Regions from separate parts of the Homo sapiens genome. Here region 1 is linked to region 2. The links are chromatin loops, found by intact Hi-C in ENCODE. Cell type or tissue: K562. All regions are shown on one strand. Links, peaks and the distances in the headings refer to the core of each region. The heading gives the core; the rest is flanking DNA.

Region 1 (9,722 bases), core at 530-8,529, 99 kb after region 2:
ATTGGATTACGCAAAACGAGACAGATGCCATCTGTGAGCCACGCGTAAGCTGCTAAGTGCCAAAATGAACATCCTTATTAAACGATGGAGTTCTCATACCATTTGTAGTTTGGTCAGATTTGAAAGATGAGTTGATTGTTTTTAGATAGTGCGGCAAATAGGCAGGGACTTGGAATCCTCTCTGGCTGTATGAGTAATTACTGTCTCATACTTAAATTAGAAACATGGGTTTTCAGTTAGGTCTTGAGATTGTTTCCAAAGGATGCTGCTGCATTCATGTTGAAGCGTGGCCTGTCCTCTCTGTTTCACTCACAAGGGCCACAGAGTTCTGAGAAAGAAATCATCAGTTCCTTTCACATCATGGCAAAGAAATGTAAAACTTATGACTTTTTGTTAGGAAACAAAAGGGTTCCCATACTCTAAAATAATGGCCACAATATTGTGGGTAGAATGTTTTCAAGAACTGCCAGGAGGCAGTATTGGAGCTCTGTCTCTCTGCGTCCTGAGGCTCCAGAACCAATCCTTCATTTACAATTCATTCTCCCATCTTTTTACTGGCACCAACTCTATTATTATTTTTATTTTAATTTTTAATTGCTGTGATTACATAGTAATATAGTAATATACCCCATAGAGTTTATGGGGTACATGATATATTTTGATATAGGCATCTAATATGTAATGATCACATCAAGGTAAGTGGGATTTCCATCACCTCAAGCATTTATTCTTTGTGTTACAAGCAATCCAATTATACCCTTTTAGTTATTTTTAAATGTACAATTAAATTATTATTGACTATAGTCACTCTGTTGTGCTATCAAATACTAGATCTTATACATTCTCTCTCTTTTTTGTATGCATTAACCATCCCCACACTCCCCCTTTTCTCCCACTACCCTTCCCAGCTTCTGGTAACCATTCTTTTACTTTCCATCTCAATGAGTTCAATTGTTTCCATTTTTAGTTCCCACAAATAAGTAGGAACATATGAAGTTTGTCTTTCTGTGCCTGGTTTATTTCACTTAACATAAGGACCTCCAGTTCCATCCATATTGTTGCAAATGACAGGATTTCATTCTTTCCTTTGGCTGAATTCTATTCTGTACCTGTACCACATTTCTTTATCCACTTGTCTGTTGATGGACATTTAGGTTGTTTCTTAATCTTGGATATTGTGAAACATGCTGCAATATACATGGGCATGCAGATACCTCTCCGATAGACTGATTTCCATTCTTTGGGGTATATGCTCAGCAGTGGGATTGCTGGATCATATGGCAGTCCTATTTTTCTCTTTTGAGGAACCTCCAAACTGTTCTCCATAGTGGCTGTACTAATTTACATTCCCACCAGCAGTGTATGAGGGTGTCCTTTTCTTCACATCCTCACCAGCATTTGTTATTGCCTGTTTTGGGATAAAAGCCATTTTAACTGGGGTGAAGTCATATCTCTTTGTAGTTTTGATTTGCCTTTCTCTGATGATCGATGATGTTGAGCACTTCTCACATACCAGTTTGCCATTTGTATGTCTTGTTCTGAGAAATGTCTATTCAGATATTTTGATCATTTTTAAATCATATTATTAGATTTTTTCCTCTACAGTTGTTTGAGCTCCTTATATATTCTGGTTGTTAGCCCCTTGTCAGATGGGTAGTGTTTGAGTATTTTTTTTCCCATTCTGCGGGTTGGTGTCTTCACTTTGTTGATTGATTGCTTTGCTGTGGCACCAACTTTAGATGGGAACTTAGCTGTGCCCTGTAATCCTTTTTCCATTACAGCATCTTGTTAACCGCTATAAAGAGCACATTCTGCAATATCTACCTGCATACCAAAAGCAAAGGTGAAAAGAGTGCCTTCAGCAAGTCCAGGCCTTGATAGTTTTCATCTGAATATGTTATTGAATTTGACATTCATAATGCATATTAATAACACTGTCAATGCTCTTTTATTAATATACCTTAGATAAATCTTTTAATGTGTGGTTGCCCTGTTCTCTGCTTATATTGTGAGTTCTTGCAGAAAAAGACTTTTCTGCCTGCTGGTAACATTGTAACAGCTCCCAGTGTTGTCTTCAGATTTCAGCACACGGTGGACCCTCAGTAAATGCTGATTGTCCAAATCCCATGCCCTGCCCTATTTGTAACAGTGATGACCCAGAATTTCTCCTTAAAGAGGGCAGGCGGAGGCCAGGTGTGGTGGCTCATGCCTGTAATCCTCGCACTTTGGGAGTCAGAGGCAGACGGATCACAAGGTCAGGATTTCGAGACCAGCCTGGCCAACATAGTGAAACCCCGTCTTTACTAAAAATACAAAAAATTAGCTGGGCATGGTGGCGGGCACCTGTAATCCCAGCTACTCAGGAGGCTTAGGCAGGAGAATCGTTTAAACCAGAAGGCAGAGGTTGCAGCGAGCCGAGATCGCGCCATTGCACTCCAGCCCTGGCAACAATGAGGGAATCCGTCTCAAAAAAAAAGGGGGGCAAGTGGAACTTCCTGGGAGTCATAGCACAGCATAAAGCAGAGGATTTGTGCCTGACTCACTCTACTCCCAACACAGGCTGCTTTGTGCACAACTCAGATGCCTTCTGAGTTACTCAGGTAAACAATAACCACCCAAAAACTATCCTCTCAGGAAGTTGGCACCATACATTGGGAACTAATACTCCAGCACTCTATTGGATAAAATACTGAAAAGTACTAATTTTCTATAATTACATTGGAAAAAAATTTGATGACCAATAGTCTAATGAGTAGAGATTATGTGTGTATGGGTATTTACATCTATAATAAGCATCTTTTTTTTTTTTCATCAGAGACACCGCACTGGATTTAAGCATTATTTTTTGAACTGCTACTGTGATCTATTGCGAGAATAAGGCATGAGGCATACACATACACATTTAGCAACTACAATTCTGATTTCCAAGTCTGTCATTAGGCTGATGAAATATTTACATGTGTACATTTTATATGTATATGTGTGTGTATATATATATATTGTGTGTACATGTATTCATTCAGCACATACTTATGATAAAGAATAAAATACATAAAACTCTTCACATTCTTTAGTTCTGAATTGTTCTCCTTGATATTTCATCATGTTTTAAATTATTTTCAGTCCCTTTGTGTAATTTGTATCTAGAGTTCTCCTTTGTTTGTTAAAATTGGACTCAGCTACTTCCTTCATGATAGAGGCACAAAAACTTCAAGGTCCTAAAGAAATATTTCCAAGATTGTAGCACATAATTTAGAATTTCTCCTTGATAAAATCAAAGGAGAAAATGAGCTCAGATCCACAATTACTAATTGCAAATCGTTAGGGCCAGATAGGCTTCTAATTTCAGAAAATTTTGAATTTTATTTAAATAATAGGATCCATATAGTATATTATATCCCATGTCCAAGTAGTCTAGAACTTCCCTCTGTATCCAAACATTGTTTGAGCAGCAAAATGTATAAATATTTGCCATGAGTGGGATGAATAAAAACTAAATAATTTTGTCAATTTGGTTTCATCACCAAATTCATTAACGTCTGGTACTATTCTGTCACCCAAGGATAATAAATAATAAAATAGTTTCCACAGATTTTTAGATTTTTGGATTCACAAAAGGAGTAGTGGACAAACACAGATTTAATTATAAGAATCTACAGATTGGCATTGATAATAGAACTCTTGCTAAATTAAATTAAATTTGGCCTAAAGCAGCCTCTGCACATTAAAAAACTGCAGCCTAACTTAAGAGCATATTCTTATAACAAGTTGCTGAGCCTCGGCCAATCACAGCAGCTGAGCTTTGGCCAATCACAGACTGCCAACCAATTAGAGCGTGTCTATATCAGGCAAATACTAAGCTGTAGCCAATCAAGCTGTTTCTGTATGTCATTTCCTTTTCCTATCTAATACTGCCTCCCCGTGTTGGGTGGAACTCTCTGAACCTCTCCTGGTTCTGAGGGCTGCCCAATACATGAATTAGTCTTTCCTCAAATAAACTCTCCTAAATTTAATTTGTCTAAAGTTTTTCATTTAAAACTGTAAATACAATTTTAAATGATGTGGTAAAAATAAAGACGCTGTGTTGACAAAGTCAATTTGTCCACAAGAAATTAAAAAGTAAAATTTCTTTGCCCTCAGTGCCAGAATGAAATAAGAGATTTCCCCTGATGCCTTCTGCTCCATTATAGTTGGCTTTGCTTTGGAAGTCTGATGGTGTTATATTTTTAGTTTTACTGATTCTCTCTAACCCATTTCTTCCCTTTAGGCCCTTCTATCCACATCTATTGTTCACTGCCTTTTTGAAATTGAATTATTCTATAGGATATCATGAAATCATAAAAATATTAAGAACAAACAGACTCTATTTTATTTCAGGGAGCCATGAAAATAATGGTCAAAATTGGGGTAATTTTTTTTTTCTGTTTACAGCCTTTATGGAATTTCCTTTAGGTTTAGGCCCATGTTAAGGCAAAGATACATGTATACACACGAGCACACACTGATTTCACTGCTTCATATTTGTTGAATAGTAAATTGTGTCTTGAAAGATAAGGCACAATAAGGAGCAGTGCCCTATATGGTAATGAATGGCACAACATCATAAAACAGTTGGCATGGATGACTAGTTATGAATATCCAAACTGTTATTAGATAGTAGTTTCCATACTCCCTCCCATAAACCTAAACCAGGGTTACCAATGACTGCAAATCTGGACACTTGAGTTTTGGTATCTAATTTTACCTACTTTTAAGCCAGTTGACCATGTGCTGCATCTTATCATAGGTAGTACAGAGTAAAGGATCATCTTTAAGAGGATATAGAAAATATCTGGAGATATACATTGTATCAACTTGAATTAATATTGGGAAAGAAATATACAAGTTAGAGCAATTCAATACAGTCATCACAGAGTAAAAATAAATACGAAAGATAAAGTTAGAGCCCTAATTCAAAGAATATGAATTGTATCTTCAATAGGAAGAGAAAATAGAGTGGAAAGAAGGAGAGAGAGGGCATCTGGATAAGATAAATACGAAGTACAAAGGAAGTGAGAACAAGTCAATGAGATCTGCTTTGCTAGAGAATGAGAAATAAGACTAATGCAGGATTGGAATGTTGATTGGTGAAGGCCTCAAAGGACAAAAGGAGCATTGTATTTTGGTTCAAAATAAAACAGCACTGTTCTTGAGCAGCAGCATGAAAGACAAAATCAGCAGATGTGAAAAATTATTTTAACAGCAATATAGGAGAAGAAACTACAAAGTGGATATATATTAGCATATTGAAAAGGCTTGAGGTTTGATTTTGGGGCCTAGAATAACTGAGCATAATTAGATTTTTAAGAACACCTTGGAAATAACAGCCTTCTTGATGAGAAACTGAAGGGGGAACAAAGAAGAACAAAAATAACATCAGGATTTTAATGCCAACAAATTAAGGGGATTACAGTGCTATTGATAAGAATAGGTTATGAAAACAGGAAATGAAAAGCGAACTGTGGGATTCAACACATTAACTTTCAGGGTCAGCTCATACATCAGTGGGCATCAGAATCACCTGGAGGAGTTGTTACAACGCAGATAGAAGGGCCTCAAACCAGAGTTTCTAATTCAGTAGGTCTTGGGAGGACCTAGTGTTTGCACTTCTGAGTACCATATTTTGAGAAGCACTTATTTAAATTATGTCCTCTAAGACAACTCATGATGGTTGAAGATGAGGTTGGAAGTCTGGGCCAATGACATAAGTATGAGAATTATCTATACCCAGGCTATTGTTGAAATTTTGTTGTGGAAATTTCTGACTTACAGCACTTTCTATGATTTTGATACCTTCCATCAACTGTTTCCTTAATTATATGCTCATATTGAAGTGAAATGAATGTTTATTCTCTGGCAGTTGGGAGTAAAAGGGACTGAAAGTTTAAGAAATAAAAGCATTCTGAAAATAGACAATGAGTGTATAAGGGAAGATCAGAGCATCGCTTTTGAAGGATGCAACAGAAAGAGAACCAGGAGGGAATTGCAATCAGGCATTATGTGATACTGGGAAAAAAGACTAGATACTTGACAATCTACTCTAGAAATTTCTTCTCACCCTCTGCAAAGATGCAAAAAGATGGAAATTTAAAAGGAAAAGTTAATAAGTCTACTTAGTATTTTAATTATTGTCAAGTACCCAGGTGCTTAAGTGAAGAGTTTCATGTACATATAAATTACTTCTGTGCCCTAGCATATTTGTAGAAATCTAAATAAGATGTTGTTCCATTTAAAATTTAAATAACTCCCTTGAGAAAATGCCAACCAGACTGCTTCAACTAGAAGCCAATGCATAAACATGTATTTGTTATTTACTTGTTAATGTGTTCAGTATCTTGATGTATTCTGGCCTTTTTCTTTTTTTTTTTTTTTTTTTGCATGAAAACTAAAGTCCTGTGTAATGTGATTTGATGACCCCAAAATGATGTTTGGAAATATTGAGGTAGATGCAGACTATACCATTTATACAAAGGCTCCCCTCAACCCTTCAGAAATAATGGTTACAAAGTGATACTACATTGTTCCCAAAGGGCTCAGACCTGTCTGAGCTTACACTTTTTACAAACGGGCAGGTTCAGATCCCTGAACTTAACTTTTTAAAGGATGACTCAGTGGAGGGGAGTTCGCCTGAGACTCCAGAGCACGGAAGGCGATTAAGGGGCAAACCTGGCTTTGTTTAGCAGGCTCAAGCTCATTGTATCAGCCTTGGTTCTGGCAAGGCAGCTGCTGGCAGAAATGTCCAGCCATTTCACATTCTCTGTATCCTGATTGGAATTTACTTCTTACAAGAATGATTTGAAGTTAAAATGAAGTTGGGGGAAAGTTCAAGCAATCCTTAATACTTGAAAATGTACAGCTTCCAGGCTCCAACTGGGGAAAAATTTGACTAAAGCCAGATTATGTGTGTGTGTGTGTATGTATGTGTGTGTGTGTGTGTGTGTGTGTGTGTGTGTGTGTGTGTGTATATATATAAAATGCCCGTAGGGTTTCTTGGACATAAAATTGTTTTTTGAAGACAACAATATGATAAGTTAAGAGTGAATGAATCAGAAACATATGGATTAAATTTTCCCTGAAATTTGCATGGATTTGGAAGTCATGGAGAAAAGGGCACTTGGCAAGATGCATTTGGGATTTTACTGGACCAAAAACATTTGAGAAATTATCTGAGGTTCCTGGGTGGATGCAAAACTGTACCAAGTTTTTTTTCATTTTTACAAACTGCTCTGAACTAAAAAAAGAAATAAAAGTCACCTAATTGTAATTTAATGAAGACGTGGAATACTGCTTGTACAGCAACTACCAAGCTTCACAGATAAGCATTAGTTTTCTAAGGGATTGGGCTGAGGGCATTTAAGCACAAATATAAATCAAACATGGGCATTAGTTTCACAGACTACAAAGAAATGCTCAATGCCCAAAGATACAGCAGGAGTACAACCTGATGCTGTGGAGAGAATGTTTCATTTGCTTTTTTTTCCTCAACCTAAATGAAACTAAAATAAACAACAATAATAACTAAAATGTCACTTTAAGAAAAACACATAGTGATGCTTATGTGTATGCATTATTAGGCTTTTTTGTTTGTTTTAGTACACAACATGTCTATATAATATCACTCTTGGGGTGTGACCACACTACAGCAAGGGCCTTCTGGGACTTCTAGTATCAGGTAAGACAAAGCCAGGTTTATACTAATCTTGGTGCTTTAGCAAGTAAAAGTAAGCTTCAAGTTGCTTTATAAGCTTTTAAAAGGTTATTAAAATGATATATGAAGAAAACATATATTTTTAAAAAAATCTCAGTTCTACTGTTTTTATTGTACTAAATATTGTTCAGCACTAGCAAAGATCTTAGCTTAACAATTTTTTCCATGCCTTTTTTCTAGTGGATCAAAAACTAGCATCCTATTCATACAGGATCCTATTCAATAACTATATTCATGTAATAGCTTAGAAAGTAGTTATAAAGAGATTTTCTAAATAGTCACTTTTCAGTGTTTAGTTGAAAAGGAAGGTAGAGAAGAGGAATGGAATGCATGGTGAGAGCTTTTATAGGGTTGGATATGTATGATAATCTTTGTAGTATTAATCCAGGGACCTAAAATTTAAACATACCATGGACATAAGCAAGAATATTAGAAACCTCAACTTACCCCGAATTTGCTCTTGACCCTGGGTAAGTGAATTCACTGTTTTTTACTTTGCAGGTGGGTTCTAGCTTCTCAAAAGGAAGGTTCATTTGAGCATGAAACCTATCATAAGCACTTACAGCTAATAAGCTAATAATAGGAGCAGTTTTTAAGTGAAATCTGAGCTGAACTAGGGAGTCATTTATAGATCCTGTTAGGTGTGCACATTTTTACTTGGGCAAACTAAATTAGCTGTGTAAATAACATTTAAAATATTTGAAAGTCAGTCTCATGGACTTCTTACCTCTGGCATTATCCTATCATATGCAGGGAAGGAGAACTTGGAGAGGGTAAACAGCCATGCAAAAGTGGATGGGTTTACTCAGAAGATGCTAAGAGACCCAAGAGACGGATGCTTGACTTCTATAAGTTTTTCTTTAGAGAAGCTATCTTATCTCTCTGAAGGGGATAGGCCTTCATGTTGGCAGAAAGGAAGTCCAGAGACCTCTGTGAATTTCCAAATTTGTGAATGCCACAATAAAACACTATTTTCCTACAAAACAAAAGCAAAACCACAAGTGAAGATCTATGCACCTCTTCAGACACATGGTGATTGATCTCTCTCACCTACAAGTACATTTTTACTGGCTCTGGTACTTGCTGTATCAATTTTTCAATCTGCTTTTATTTATTTCCATACGGAACACACAAGAGAGCTCAGTTGCCTCATAGAGCGGAGCTATTGTAAAACAATTCAATAGATCATAGATTTCTATTTTTATGGCTAAAAGCCATTAATTTATTATACTGGTTACTTCATCTTCACTTCCATCTTTGGCCTTAACAATTGTCTTTCTTTCCAGGGCCTGTTTTTTAAAATAAGAGCAATTTTGTCTCATTACCAGATTTACTGCATGTGCCATATTACAGAGGGAAAAGAAGCTGCTCCAGGGTGTGGCTACTGAATGAATGAATGAATGACTGCACTCTTACCTTAGTGAGGCGACCAGTTCTTATGGATGAGCTCCACAGCATACAGAGCTCAAACTTGAGCCTCAGCCTGAGACTCACTTCCTTCAGGGTGTTTTCCAATACTCTTCCCCACCCCAACACATTCGCCTTAGTTGGTGCATCTACCTATGTGTTTCTACAGCACCTTGCACATCGCCCATCATAGCTCTTGTCACTTTCCATTGTGATTGCCTATTTACTTATCTTTATAACCACTAGACTATAAACCCTATGAAGGCAGGTATTGTGTCTGACCTGATTTGTTAATTTCTGCAACCCAAGCACATAGAAAATGTCCAAGACACACACACGCACGCACACACACACACACATTCATATATACATACGTATATATATACACATACACACACATCCATACATATATTAACAGATAAATAAATGGATCGTGGGCTACATTCGGATATCTACAGTCCTTTACTTTAAGTAGAATACAGTACCTACTAAAGGACTATATACATTTGAAAGTGTGAAAACATGAATAGTAGAATAGCAAAAGTGTGCAAAAATTCAACAACAGACT
Region 2 (9,722 bases), core at 940-8,939:
TGCATAGACATACTTTCCTACTGGATGGAAGAGAAAGAGCTAAAAAAGATTCTCCTTGATCATTTGGGAGACTTTAGAAAAGGTCAGCCTTAACTGAGACAGGAAATACAGCAGGAGGAGCAAGCTTGGATTACAAATATAAACCCTATTCTGTTATCAGTATGCTGAATTTCAGATGTCTGGGGACAGATAAAGAAGTGGTCTTAAATGTTTATTTCATAAAGTAACTTGCATGAAATCACTCTAAAAGCTTGGAAATAGAATGCAAACCCTACTAGTATTTTTAATAATCAAGTTATTACACACCTATTAAATGGAACGTATTTGAAACCAGAGTAAGAGGTCAAATGAATACATTCTTAGAGAGTTATAAGGAGACTACTGCAAGATTTCTCCCTTCTATGTTTTAAGTAGCCCCTGTCTGGGGGCCTGGAGGAAGCCCACTTTCTCCTTTACTGATAAGTACTTCTGGAAAGATGAAGACCTATGAGCAAAACAACAACAACAAAAAATTTGGTCCTCTCAGCCTTTGGACCTCTTTTGGTCTACTCCAAGTCAGAGTGGTCCTCCCAAGTTCAGCCTCTTCCTAGTCTATCTCTAGTGAAAAGACGCCAATGTCATGAGAGTACTAATACCCATGTCTCTGCTAAAGCAGGATAGTGAACAAGCACAACTTATATAGAAGGTCAAAGGGGAAAATTCAGCCTTCCTAACTGCAAGGAATGTAGTGCTAACAATTTAGGTTGTGAAAGGAGTTGGTTAATTGAGAAAAACAGACACCACATATCACAGAGCCCAGCATCTGGCGTGCAGTAAAATATTCAATAAATAAATGAAGTGACTCTGTGGCACATACACTCACTTTCTCATCCAGTCTTAGAGCAGACATTTTCCAGTTTATTTAAGCCAGAAGAGATGTTTTGTCAGAATAAACCAGTTTCTCGGAAAATGACAACACTGGTGTCAAAAAGGGTTCACAGGACAGGTACCAAAAATATTACCTGTAAGTTCGGGTGCTAAGACTATAGAATACTTCATTCCTTTTGAAGACAGATCCCTGTATTTTCTAAGTTTTCTGTAGGATACCAAAAATATTACAGCAATTAAGTTTGGGTGGAGGGGTTATGATTTCATTTCTTTGGGGACATGTCTGTGTATTTTCTAGGTTTTCTACAATGAAAGTACATTATGTTTGTAATTAAAAATAAAACATAATTTAGAGAAGGAGGTCTATGTGCTGGCTTCCACCTCCACTACTACCTCCTTAGTGCAAGTTACCAATGTCTCCTGTCTACAGCAATGACCTCTTTCCTGATCTCCCAGCTTTCCCTGTTGACATTCTCCACATAGCAGCCATAGTGCTCCTTTAAAATGCATCCTCCAGTGGCTTCCACTGCACTTTAAAAATTCAGTCTCTATAGCCCTTGCCTATCTTTTTAAACTTATCTCCTTCCTCCCCATCTCCCCCACACCCTAGTCCCTACCTCACTCCCACCCCCATACTCCATTCCTGCCATTACCCCCCCCCCACACACACCCCCTCCGGTCTGACCACACTACTATATATCCATTGCTAGAGCAAACCAAGCAACCAGAAACATGTCCCCAGACTTCAGCTCCATTCCAGGTTCAAATCATACATCATTTCCTCAGAGAGGGCTTCCCTCAGTGCCCTACCAGAGGTCACACTCTATACTATTTCTTTGTCTGCTCTTCATAGCACTAAGAAATGCAAATATACAGATTCCAACTGGACTTTCACATTTGATAAGGTGTCTGCCATGGCCCTCACTTAACCTCCATTGCTGAGCTACTTGGCAGAAACAATATCACAGAGAAACAATACAAGGCTCTGCCTCAAACTTCAATATGTGTCTGTGTTCTCAAATTGTATTCCTAGCAGTGACAATCTGAAAGTCACTGGCTGGGCTAGAAGCTAACTATACCCTTGAAGATGACACAGAATCCCTGGAACTTGGGGCATGAATATATCAATCCTAGAACTAATTTCATTTTTCTGGCATCTTGCCTAGACTACACATAGTTAATGTTTGAGTATTTCCAGTTCTCTGTAGGTACAATTATCTTTTCATTAAATTGCTAAAACCAAAGCTAGGAATCATTTAAGTAATGGAAAATTCCTTTATTACATCAAAACCAATCAGTGATTAGCACTAGGACTGAAACCTATCATGCTATACAAATATAGCTGAATAGCTATTTTTAGACTGTTATAAATTTGATGGAGGGAATAACTGAGAAAGTTCTCTATTTGATGGTGATGATGATGATGATAATGATGATTATTTAGAGACAGGGTCTTGCTCTGTCATCGAGGCTGGAGTGCAATGGCAAGATCATAGCTCACTGCGGCTTGGAACTCCTGGGCTCCAGGGATCCTCCCGCCTCAGCCTCCTAAGTAGCTAGTACTACAGGCATGTGCCATCACATTGGGCTAATTTTTTAAATTTTTTGTAGATGGGATCTATATAGCCCAGGATGGTATCAAACTCCTGGCCTCAAGCCATCCTCCCAGCTTGGTCTCCCAAGTAGCTGAGACTACAGGTGTGAGCCGTCACACCCTATAGTGATGAACCCTATAGTTCATCAATACACTGAATATCTATATTTATGTTATTTTGTTATAGTAGGTATAATTTATAGGAAAAATAATATATAACTTTTATAGTAAGATAAAAACATTTCTGATCATGTAGCCATCTACTGAATGTTCTTGGGATATATGCTGGTCCCAGTTTTGAGAATAAACAAGCTATATAGCTGAACTATGTTCAGATCCTAAGCACTAGCTGAGTCCATCTCTAAAATAGTAGTAGAGAAATAAAGAGGCACACAAAAGTTCTTAATGAAGCAAAAGGCAGGGAAAACACATTAGAACAGAAGTTCTAGGACTATTTGATTGTTAAAAGGGAATTCATTATATTTCAACCATGTGCTTCACAGACTAACTGCCTCTAAGGGAGCTTATAAAATCTCAGTTATTTTCTAACTGATATGGAAGAGACATGGAGGGTGGATAGTGGGGTCTGGGACAGATTAGGGACACAATATGCGATGGCCCCACCACAATTCTCACCCCTTAAAATGGGAAATATAATGACTTGCCCTGGAATAGTTTTACTCCTCATTGTGTCACAGTTGGGTGACAGAGGAAAGAGGGAGAGAAAGGAACAGAAAGTCTCTCTCATATTCAGATGCAGAAATCACTTTTTCCTGTTTTCTTCTTATGACTGATCATTACGGCACTACTCTGGGTCACTGCTGAGTGTGGTACTCAGCATTAGAACACATTTTATGTCTAACTAGAATAGGAATGATCATCGCTGGTTGGGGACTTACCATCTCAGACAATGAGACCAGCACAGACAAGGGAATGGAAGACAGGTTTTCCTCAGTAAAATCCTGGGGCTTTGAGAGCTTCTGAGATGGGCACTTCTTACGTTAATTTCACTAAGGGACACCTGGGTGGGACCTGAGTGGCTAGCAGCATGAACAGGCAAAGATCAGAGGTCAAACTATTAACACCAGAGAACTCAGACAGCTTTTGTCTTCCCATAAGTCCACTGAGGGCTCAGGAAGTGGAGTGCTACTAATCATGCTGGGGTGTTGACACACAAAAAAGGAAGAAATGGGTTTCTCCAAGCTTCTGGGTAAGTAATCAGACTTCAAAGAACTTCATCCCTTTTGTAGAACAAAGCTTGTTGACTGTATGTGGGTTCTAGTCCCTACAGAACAAACTAGAAATAGGAATTTCTAGCCCTATACAAGCTTGACCCCTCACCCTTTCTTACTAGGGGATGTGTCCTCAGGTTTGTCCCCTTCTAGCTTTGTTAGAATTTCCTGACTGGTTCCAATCATCTTTAACTCTTTTCAGGGCTAAGACGCACCTCCCTTGCCTTATGTACCTGCCTGAATTTCATATATCAGGCACACCTTCATAGACCTGTGCAGATCTGCCACGGCAAGCTACGGAAATCAGCAAGTACATCAGCGAAGGCTTGGATTACCAGTTATAAGGCAAATTTTGAACATATTTTACAGTTTGTCTATAAAGATACTGTCACTCATTCATGGTTAAATGGGCCTGCCAGGGTATGCGTCACAAATACTAAATTATGTTTAAAAGAAGGCTTTAAAAGCAATCAACTATCCAGAAATTCCAACTTTTTTTTCCAGTGAAGTATTCACCACTCAACAAGTATTTCCTTGTCTTTTTTCTTCCTCTGCATCACTGAAAGATTTTTATTCTTTTTATTTTTGTTTTGATAAGGAAAAATCCTTTGATGCCTCAGAGAAAGAATACAGTTATTATTTTAAATGAGTTGTTTTTAGTAAGTGTATATTTGAGCATGAAACAAGTCTAATACCAAACTAGGAAAAAGACATTTTTCTGCCCCATTTGATTATAGTTGCTAAATGTTAGACAATACTTGTAGACCTACTACTATCTTATTAACTTGGGATTTACTTGGAAAAGTGCTTTCTCTTAAAACTGCTAAATCTGTGAGGATGGCAAATTAATAGCAATGGAAATTGTAGCTATGATTACATGACATTTTGGACAGGTTTTCTTTGGTGGCACAGAGTTAGATATGTTTATGCAGCTGCTCTTGGCTTCAGTTCCTACAGACCCCTCTTTTGCTTTTTTTCTTTTATATGAGGAGCCATATGAAGATGTTGACTTTCCACAATTTCTATCAAAAATGTTATTTTGCAAACACAAAACTACACTTTGAAAATGTTTCTTTACTTTTAAACCAATGCCTGATTGGAGAAGCCATCCTTTTCAGCACCCAAAAATGACGAGTACTAATTTTAAATTTTTGTTTAAACTTGTGTCTCCTATTTATTCCAAGAGTAAACCCTGAACACGTTTGGGGTTGTGTTGTTTTTTCTTAACAAATAACCAGATAATCATAGTGCGACTATTTCCTCTACTCAGTGTAAGTTCAACGCTGACCAAGGTTGATGTGAATGTCAAGATTAGTTTTTCTCTCTTGGCTGTAACTGAAATCACAATCATCTCGAAAAGGCTATTATGATTATCAGTTTACCTACAAGCATAATGTACCTTTTACAAGAATATCCCAGGAATTATTTTTTAAAAGAGAAAAGAAAGTACCCCTAACCTCATCTTGCAAATGGAGACTTAAATGTTAGGCTCAAGGCAAAATTCTACCAAGTAAATTTTAGAGGCAAGACAGACAGGTTAGTAAGAACACTAATGCTTGTCTTTAACCCCAACCTGAAAAGATTTTTTAAAAATCACACAAAAAGTCCTCTTCCCCAGTCTTCCTTAAGAACAAACTAGTAGAGTGAGGGCAAGGCTAGTTTAAAGACCTTTCCCAGCTGTATATTTCAAAGCTGATATGCGTTGCAAAGAGAAAAGCATGCAAAGATGCTCTCCTTACCGGAGGTGAAAGCATTGTGCCAGCTCTGTCACTACTATAACCATCTTCCGCAAGTGGAGAGCAGGGAACGCCAGGGTCCCAAGAAGTGACGAAAAGCGATAATTAGATCTCCTGCAAGAATCTTCCCTAAGCACTTTCTTCCGTGACACACCTACTTTGTGGCATCTACGCGCTCTTCACGGCTAACCACAATCCTGTCATTTCGGCTTATTCATCCAGCAGCTGCCGGAAGGACCGGGCTGAAGCGTGGCCACGAGGAGGGGGATACCCGTGCGAGCGCTGAGCCGGCAGAGCGGCTGCAGCCCACGGGCTCCTCGGACCCCCGCTGCTGCGCCGCTGCAGCTGACCGTGCGAAAGCCGCATGTTATTGGGTAGAGATCAGCTTTCCAGGAACAGGCATCAGCTGTGCACGAGCCCGGCAGCATCTCGAGACAAGTGCTAGCCGGTGTTGGTGCAAACCAAAGCTTGCTATGTGCTCAGAAAGCGGCCCCAGCTACTGAGCATGCTCGGCTTCTTCCCAGCTGCTGTTATCAGAGCCCCTTAACTGTTGACTTCTGTTGATTTGAGAAAGGGAGAATGAAGGAGTGGGCACGAGGGTGCGATTCGGTGAAGGAAATACCTTAAATTTGGAAATGATCTCTTCCGTATCCCCGCGCCCCTTCCCCACCGCAAAAATAAAATTTAAAAAACAGAGTAAGGATACACTGCTCTGCACTTAGGAAATTTTTTATTGATAGGATGATAGAGATGTTTGAAACCTACCAGCAGCTTTTAGTCTTTAGCTTTCTCCCTGCCCAATTAAGTTGCCTCCGGGATCAAGCTTGTGGTGTAAACTGCGAAAGGGTTTAATCCTAACAGATCACTGTTCCTCGAGGATTAAGTACAGAATTGCCTTGTGTTTGAAGATCTAGGCAATGTGCCACAAATTAATTATCTCTGTACCATCATAATCTGCCTCCTACTAGACAACAACTTTCTTAAATATTTTATAAAGTAATTGTGCTAGTTTTGAAATGGAAATGTTAACCTATATTATAACATACATCTTAAAATTTAAGTCTTCCAGATGGTAAGCAAAATGCAAGCAAAGAATGCCTGGCTGATTCATGACTGTAAACATAAATCTTTTCTTGGGGGCTTGGTGGACGGCCAGTACTCCATAAATGTTCCCGTGACGATGAATTGGTGAACTGATGGGTTAGATCATCTGTTAGTGGCGCTTACAGGAAAGCTGAAGTTCTTGAATTTGCTATGGACCCCTATACTAACTCTTGACCTTCTCAGCTATTTTGGGCTGGTCAATTATTTGAAGATAGAAATACACTATACATTAGGTGTGCAATACGTAAGCAAATGGCTTTTAGGTGCTATTTACATTTTATTATTTTTCTTATGCCTCCTTTTCTTCTTTTTTCGGCCCCCTAAAATGCTACTTTCCAAGTTGAGCCTCATTCAGAGCACGCCGTCTCAGCTACTACTGAAACCAGCAACATTAACTCTCCATGGTTTGCAGATAACAAAATTATTTCATTTTGAAAAACTTTTAGCCAGTCATCTCTGCCAAGTATGTGGAGGGTTAATCTGAGAGGCTTTCACAGCTGAAAGCTGGGCCTGTGAGAGCCCACACAGGACACAGGTGAGGGGAAGTCAGGTATTGAATCCCTAGCAGGTGTCTGGCCTGGCCCATGAATCCAGTTCCTTGGGGCAGGAAAGTCCTCTCTTTCTTCCCTTTTTCTCTGCCCCATCCTGTGGCTCTTTTATTTGTTTTTTTTGAGATAGGGCCTTGCTCCGTTGCCCAGGCTGGAGTGCAGTGGCACAAACACAGCTGAGACAAGTGCTAGCTGGTGCAGTGTCAACCTCCCGGGCTCAAGCAATCTTCCTACCTCTGCCTCCCAAGTAGCTGGGACTACAGGCACACACCACTATTCTGGGCTGATTTTTTTTTTTTTTTTTTGTAAAGATGGAGTCTCACCATATTGCCCAGGCTGATCTCAAACTCTTGGGCTCAAGCGATCCTCTCTCCTTGACCTCCCAAAGCACTGGGATTACAGGTGTGAACCATTTATACCTAGCCTTCTTTCTGTCCTTTTAGGACTCAAGTGCTACCTGAGTACATCCTGACTCCAGAGCAGGCCCACTCTGGCTCCCCTTCTCTGTAGCTTTTCAGTGATACTTTCTTCATTGTCTTTAGTTGAATCATACCCCACCATACCAGCAGCTTTGAATTTCTTAAGGGTAGAGACAATGCTGGTTTTTTGGATCTCTATGTATAATTGTACATATATAATTACAATTATAATTGTATAATTGTATACATCTGTGCAGTTACTGGTTTTCACATGTTGTCAATATTACATGGAGACACAGGAGGAAGTCCTTCTATTGTAATGACCACTTAGAAAATGGACAGAGTTAGTCTAGGGACATTTCTTAAAGGAAGTGATTGCAGGAGGAGAAAGAACCTTCTCAGTATAACCAAATCAAAGATTTCATAACTGGAAAGGAAGATGCAGACCTGCTAAGAGCAGATAACTAAGGTGGGGCTGTTTTATAGGTTTTAATCCCTACTTCTCTGTCCCGAACAAAAATAGAAACAGAAGTGGGGAGACACAACTGCTCCTGCTATGGGCCCCATGGACTCATTCAAATTCATAGCAGAGATTCCTTATTCCATCTACCTCATTTACCATCTGCCATTTTTTTCTTGCTATTTATTATATTGCAATGAACCTGGTTCTGAAGGGTTGCCCAAGGTGTTCTAATCACCAAAGCCAAGAATTTCTCAGTTTTGATGACAAAAATCATAATTATCACTTATTTGCACCTTATTCTCTGCCAAGCACCACTAAAATCTTTACAACTATCACATTTAATTACCACATGAAGCATTTTTAGCAGCATTTATCACAATCTTACATTTTGAATTTATAGTATACAATAATGTGTTTGCTAACATCCAAACCATACAGGCACACAAACAATAATTGGTAATGGATAAGGACAGAGAATATTATCTTTAGCTGCTGATGAAACCAAGGCTTTGAGAGCCCAAGGTAAGATAGCTAATAGGTGGAGCACGATATGAATTCCATCCTGTTTGGTGCCAAAGTTCAACAGTCCTTAACCAGTCTAAATTATAGCCTTGCTCCACAAGAGTAACTTTTCCAAGAAAATATGGCTAAAGTTGAAGGCAGGGGCCAATTCCAAGTTGACTTGATATCACTGGGGCTCAGAAACCAATACTTCAAAATATAGCACTTCAACATGCTGAACCGAAAGAGCCTCAAGGTCTGACCTTTCCCACCCCACCTCTAACCATCTCTCCCAAAGCACAGGATGGATCTGAAGTTCCTTTATCTGTTTAACATCCAGATCCATCAAGGAGAATAGTGGGTTTTTTTTATTTCCACCTCCCCACCCACTGCCCGCGTAAGACCAAAACTGTAAACACACCTGAACAGACCCATCGCAAGATAATGTCTGCCTCCTAAGATCATTCCGATTCCAAAGTGAACTATTTACAGGTTAATTTCTGTCCTCAGAGTCATTCATTCTCCCTCTGATACAGTTTGGCTCTGTGTCCTCATCCAAATCTCATCTTGAATTATAATCCCCATGTGTCGAGGGAGGGAAGTGATTGGATCATGGGGGCTGTTTTCTTTCCCCCATGCTTTCTCGTGATAGTGAGTTCTCACAAGATCTGATGGTTTTATAAGCGTCTGGCATTTTCCCTGCTTGCACTTCTCTCTCCTGCCACCATGTAAAGAAGACCCTTGCTTCTCCTTCATCTTCCACCATGATTGTAAGTTTCCTAAGGCCACCCCAGCCATGTGGAACTGAGAGTCAATTAAGCCTCTTTTCTTTATAAATTACCCAGTCTCAGGGAGTACCTTTATAGCAGTGTCAGAACTAATACACTCTAGTAATCCTATTGCCTCTTAACAGAATTCCTCTTCATCCTGTTCCCATAACCAATTTTGTCAGGGTGGTATATAAGCTTTGAAACCCATTGGATAGTATGTAATCAAGCTGTGGTTCTCCTGTGTACATGTTAATAAATTCTGGATGCCTCTTCTCCAACTAATCTGCCTTCCTTTAGTTGATTTTTTTTTTTTTTTTAGTGAACCTTCATGGGCAAAGGGTCTGTTTTCTCTTGGCCCCTACAATGCCAAACCTGGGCTTAAACTCTGCTATTCTGTCCCACTCCTCTACAAAATTCTTTCCTCTTTTGAATTCCTTGACGTCACACTTTTCTAATTCTATGCCTTTCTTGTTTTTCCAAAAAAGTTA

Evidence for each region. Hi-C counts contacts between places; a loop is a spot of excess contacts. Peaks named below come from ENCODE experiments on the same cell type or tissue, not always from the same donor. Only the 100,000 strongest peaks of a DNase experiment are listed, where the experiment ranks them.
Region 1: it touches region 2 in a loop (2.4-fold over the local background); 4 of 110 quality-filtered maps call a loop at or near these places.

Annotation. Positions count from the first base shown.
Region 1 is chr6:129,861,324-129,871,045 of GRCh38, forward strand. The region is part of intron 2 of LOC105377999 (a long non-coding RNA gene); the gene reads left to right. Among named protein-coding and RNA genes, the nearest start is that of TMEM244, 4.9 kb to the left of the region's middle. RefSeq lists a silencer at 2,301-2,595. In K562, for the core only: a CTCF peak has its summit at 3,922; a DNase peak (open chromatin) is centred at 3,838.
Region 2 is chr6:129,761,696-129,771,417 of GRCh38, forward strand. No RefSeq gene overlaps it. Among named protein-coding and RNA genes, the nearest start is that of ARHGAP18, 56 kb to the left of the region's middle. RefSeq lists an enhancer at 6,990-7,159. In K562, for the core only: no CTCF peak of the experiment used is centred there; a DNase peak (open chromatin) is centred at 5,746; H3K4me3 peaks cover 761 bases.